2 separate regions of the Homo sapiens genome follow, and region 2 is linked to region 1. Evidence: chromatin contacts called from ENCODE Hi-C data. All regions are on one chromosome and are shown on one strand. Each heading gives the region's core, a stretch centred on a gene start or an enhancer-like site at or near the end of the contact. The rest is flanking DNA. Distances are from core to core; before and after follow the strand shown.

Region 1 (2,632 bases), core at 75-2,574:
GATGGAAACACATTTAGGCCAATGGGACCTCAGAAGCTGCAAGGTCAGAAGGGTTTGTGAACCCAAAATTATCTGAGACAGGTCTCAATTTAGAAAGTTTATTTTCCCAAGCTTAAGAATGCGCCCCCAACATAGCCTCAGGCAGTCCTGATGACATGTGCCCAAGGTGGTTGGGATACAGCTTACTCTCACACATTTTAGGGAGACATAATACATCAATCAATACATGTAAGATTGGTTGGATCTGGAAAGGCAGACAACGAGAAGCGGGTGAGGGGTGGCTTCCAGGTCATAGGTAGATTTAAAGATTTTCTGATTGGCAACTGGTTATTATCTAAAGACCTAAAATCAATAGAAACGAATGTCTGGGTTGCAATAAGAGGTTGTGGATACCAAATTTGATCGTGGAGATGAAGCCTCCAAGAGGTAAATTTCAGAGAACAGATTGTAAATGTTTCTTATCAGACTTAAGGTGTGTGTTGATGTTGATGCTGGCTGGCTTTTCCTGAATTCCAAAAGGAAGAAGGGCATAATGAGGCATGTTGGACCCCCCTTCCCATCATGGCCTGAACCACTTTCTCAGGTTAACCTTGGCAGAGAGGAGGGGTCCCTTCAGATGGTTTGGAGGATTGGAATTTTATTTTTGGTTTACAGTTTCAAGGAGAAGCAGGACAATCATGTCAGAGAGCTTCAGTGAGGTTGAAAATGCTCCACCGGATTCAGCAGTCTTGAGGCTATCAGAATCCTTTGGCAGGGCAGGGGTTTGGAGGGGTGAGGGTAGAGGGATGGAGAGGAGGGAAAAGGACAGGCAAAGGGGCACGGATACCTCCATCAGGGAGTGAGCATGCCCCCACACAAATTCCTTAAGGCACCCTGTGAGGCTATCGCCTTGGCACAAACCCTATCACATGTCAGTCAACTTCCCGGCAAGCCGCAGACCTTTAGAAACCTTGGTGTGCGTTTCCCCGCTCGGTTTAGAACGCACCCCTGCCTCCACTCCACAAACGTGCAGTGAGCCCTCAAAAACCTGGACAAATGACCTCACCTCGAAAGCCCCCTCTCTGATGCTCCCAGGAAAAACTAAAGCACCTCACTTTGTTTCGTCCGTACCTTACATGGTTTTGTAATTATCTGTGGTGCCTCTGGCTGAAATCAAAACGGGAGCCAGACCCAAAAAGTCAAGGAAGGGAAGCGCCTTCCAGGCCACTCCTGAGAAGAAACGAACTACAATTCCCATGAGGCGGTGGGGCCACGGGACCACAAGTCCCAGCATCCACCGCGCGGCCCAGGACTGTCAGGGTAGTGGGCGTTGCGTGAGGCGGGTAAATGTTCGCGGAAGCGGCAAAGACGACACGGCCTTGTGGGATGGCGGAGTTTAAGGAGAAGCCTGAGGCCCCGACTGAGCAGCTGGATGTCGCGTGCGGCCAGGAAAACTTGCCGGTGGGCGCGTGGCCCCCGGGGGCCGCGCCGGCGCCCTTCCAGGTAGGGGCGGGGCCAGGCGGCGCGGGAGGCGGGCGCGCGGCTCCCCCACGTGGTCTCCTCAAGCCGCCTCGCTGGGACGGCCTCCCAGTCGCGACCTTTTGTCTTCTCTTACAGCGCACCCGTTGGTGCGCGGGAATAGGTGTGCATGCCCCGGCCTGGGCCTTTTTCTGTTGACCCACGGCATCACCTTAGCAAGGGTGTTGTCCTTTTCAGTCCATTCCCTGAAGCGCAGAACCGGAGGCCTTGTGAGAACCTGGCTTTTTGTCCAGTCCTGTCCTCAGAACTCAAGGAGGCATCACGGGGGGAGTCATTTACCTCCCTGGTCTCAGGTGTCTCTCACAGGTAGGATAAGCCGTGGGGCCTATTAATGGATCGCAGCCGGTGTCGTGCATAAAAACAGCCCCTCGAGTCAGCCTTAGCTGTGGTCTCCCTCACGCTGTGGGCTCTTGGGCGAGTGTAAATTAGCTGTGGCTCAGCCTTAGAGTCTTCCAGCGTACAGTGGAACAGTACCTCTCTTCCGGAGTGCTTTGAAAATGGCAAGGAAAATACACTTTCCGGTTTGCTGTAAGAACTCAGTAAATGTTTGCTTCTATTAACTACCTCAAAGCCCTTTCTACTCTCCTTTTTCTTTTTGAGACTGAGTCTCGCTCTGTCGCCCAGGCTGGAGTGCACTGGCGCGATCTCGGCCCACCGCAACCTCCACCTCCCGGGTTCAAGCGATTCTCCTGCCTCAGCCTCCCGAGTAGCTGGGATTACAGGCATGGGCCACCACGCCCGGCTAATTTTTGTATTTTTAGTAGAGACAGGGTTTCTCCATGTTGGTCAGGCTGGTCTCGAACTCCCAACCTCAGGTGATCCGCCCGCCTCGGCCTCCCAAAATGCTGGGATTACAGGCATGAGCCACGCTCCCAGCCTCTACTGACTTTCTTATCCCTCCGACCTTGGCCTGAGCGTTACCCAAGGAATAAGGAATGACCAAAGATTTTGAAGTGGAAAGAGCGCTGGACGTGGAAGTTGGAGAGTATGGTTCGGAGCTTAGACATCTTAGCTACTTCCCAGAGCCTGAGTTTCTTCATCTGCAAAATGAAAATAATAATTTAAAAATGCATAGCCCCTTTAACATCCATTATCAACAATGAACCCTATCTGC
Region 2 (2,632 bases), core at 82-2,581, 550 kb after region 1:
TATAGAAGCAGAGTTGGGTTTTTGCCAAAACTTTTTCGCCAAAACTTTTTTTTTTTTTTTACAGATTTTGATAACATACGTGCTTGTTAGAAGACAAATTATATGACAGTAAAAGTCACCTTTACATAAGACAGAATAACAAAGGACTGTTATTGAAGGCTCTTGAGACACTGTACAGCAGAAGTGAAACTTATTTTAAATAAGATAAGAAATTGAGCCCTAAAGAAGTAAAGTAACTTGTCCAAGGACTCAGCTCCAGAATAAATAAAGATCTCCTGACTAAGCAAAATACAGAGAGCTCTTCCCACTTGCTATCTCCCTTCCAGAGTGGGGATATCAGTAATCAGTTTCCCTTAACTGTTCTCCCTTTACACAAAGCATTCATGCAGAACTTTATTTTGTCCTACATGTGGAACAATACAGATTGATTTGTTTTTTCTTTTCAAATCTCTTTCATGAGATGATGGATCTACACATTAGAAAGTATTGACTCTGAATATTTTGTCAAGACCGAAAACTTTGTGGCAAAGATAAGGAGTGAGTGAGCTCCTGAAGTCTTTATCTTTCACAACTACAAATCTCTTGTATATAGCTCTTATATAACTGCATTTTTCAAAGGGAGAATCCGTCCTCGGCCCAATCAAGGTGGCTTCTTCCTAGGGAGCATGTGCAGGTGCACACTGGTGTCCTCTCCTACCACAGATGTCAGTGTTCATTGGCAAACTCTGCCTTGGTCTTGTTCCTTACACTAATAATTTAACAATCAACTAGAATGTTGGAAAATCCCCATAAAGATTTCAATTTTACAGAAAGTACCCAAAATTCCACTAGTTTTGCATCACAAAGTAGTGGTTGAAGTAAAGTTTTGAGTAAAACGCCGTGTGTGTGGTTTTTGTGGGTGGTTGCAGCTCAGAACAACGTTTAGGCCTCATCAATCATCTGACAGGAGAGAGTATGATGGCAATTTATAATAAGATGATTATAATTATCATACACATTTTTCCATCTTTGGTATCATATGCCACATTAAGCAACTCTTACAACCTAGAGGCCAATTCAGAAGCATAACAAGCCTTCAGGTCTGGAACCAAAAAAGTCTACCAAAATCAAGAAAATAAAAAGGTAGATCACTGGTGGGTGTTTACATTTGGTCAACTCAGACAATGCTATGGAGTCTCCAGCTGCTGGTATTTTAAACTCATTTGGTAAAACAAATCTCTAGCTTACTAGGGCAAGACATTAAAAAAAAAATTACCAAAGGAACATCTTAAAATACTTTAAGGTCATGACAAACCAGTGTGAAAGAGAATCCTAACACCTAGAAGCGAAACTGCATCATCCACCCAGCTTGGAGAGAAAAAAGAAAGCCAAAAACCACTATAGAATAAGAATGCAGAGTTTGAGAAAACCCCTAAGGTGAATTCTGAACAACAACACAAAGAGTCCAACAACATAAGAAGTGCACACTGTACGCAAGAACCACTAACGGAAAGAGTTTGCCAGCACATTTATAATGACCTCACAATACATGGTTGGTCCCAGGTAAATGGAACTTCAGACAATCCAGGAATTTCACCTATTTACTCCTGAGCATAAGTCACATACTTATCACCTATGGTATCTCATAAAGTCTTGTAAGAAGCTTTTTGTAAAAGTTCTCTGCAGAAAAACAATTAAGGTTTGGTATAAAACTGGGACAAGGAGACCTGAACCACACAAGGCTTAGGTGCTAGGTCTATGTCAGAGTCCACATGGCAACATGGTGGAATGGAAAGAACATGGGCCTTAAAGTGGATAAGAATTCTAATACCATTTCTGTCACTGAAATGTTATAACTTGGAGCAAGTTACTAATGATTTTAATGTGCAGTTCCCCCCTTCTCAAGAGTAGAGATGCTACCACGTACTTCTTTGGGCAGTAATGGGCATCAAGAAAGATAATCTATACCAAGAGTCTGGCATATACCTGATACGTTACTTCCCATTCCTTTGCAACATGACCATTTCCTTTTTTTCATACCTATCCACAATCTCAGCTAACTATTGCATGACCAAAAGCTTCTTTCTGTTCCCACTAAATGGGTCTGATGTTATTACTGCGGGATCCTAAATCTACATGTCTTAACATGACATATTTGGGCCACATCCAGTCATTTTAAAAACTTTTATCTTTCTATCCAAAGTACGTTTTAACTATCAGTTTGAACTGAATAAATTCATAAAGAAACCTCTCATACAGCTTATGACTTCCAGATAACTATCCTCATATTTTTTAGCAGTGCTGGATTCAAATCTGACTTCTTTTCTTAAAATAAATCTTGGGCCAGGCACAATGGCTCACGCCTGTAATCTCAACACTTTGGGAGGCCAAAGTGGATGGATCACCTGAGATCAGGAGTTCGAGACCAGCCTGGCTAACATGACGAAACTCTGTCTCTACTAAAAATACAAAAATTAGCCAGGTGTGGTGGCGCATGCCTTTAGTCCCAGCTACTCAGGAGGCTGAGACAGGAGAATCACTTGAACTCGGGAGGCGGAGATTGCAGTGAGCCAAGATTGTGCCCCTGTGCTCCTGCCTAGGCAACAGAGTGAGATTCCATCTCTAAATAAATAAATAAAATAAATCTCTACAG

What was found. A loop is a pair of places that touch in the nucleus more often than their neighbours do. Pooled maps may share reads with other maps.
Region 2: a pooled map shows a loop between it and region 1 (11-fold over the local background). The contact joins the enhancer-like site here to the promoter of SETMAR in region 1. A Hi-C loop is called at or near these places in 7 of 50 pooled maps.

The regions. Positions count from the first base shown.
Region 1 is chr3:4,302,045-4,304,676 of GRCh38, forward strand. It overlaps SETMAR (SET and mariner transposase domain methyltransferase), which reads left to right and starts at 1,325. Exons shown (of 3, transcript NM_006515.4): 1 at 1,325-1,482. The coding sequence starts at 1,327. It also overlaps a transcript of SUMF1 not described here. RefSeq lists enhancers at 922-1,664, 1,693-1,762 and a silencer at 1,263-1,602.
Region 2 is chr3:4,849,645-4,852,276 of GRCh38, forward strand. The region is part of intron 2 of LOC124906209 (a long non-coding RNA gene); the gene reads right to left. Among named protein-coding and RNA genes, the nearest start is that of EGOT, 99 kb to the left of the region's middle. RefSeq lists enhancers at 728-847, 1,248-1,307, 1,668-1,747. Within about 2 kb of position 1,332, at least 5 of the 41 ENCODE cell types and tissues checked have a DNase peak (open chromatin) inside an H3K27ac peak, as active enhancers do.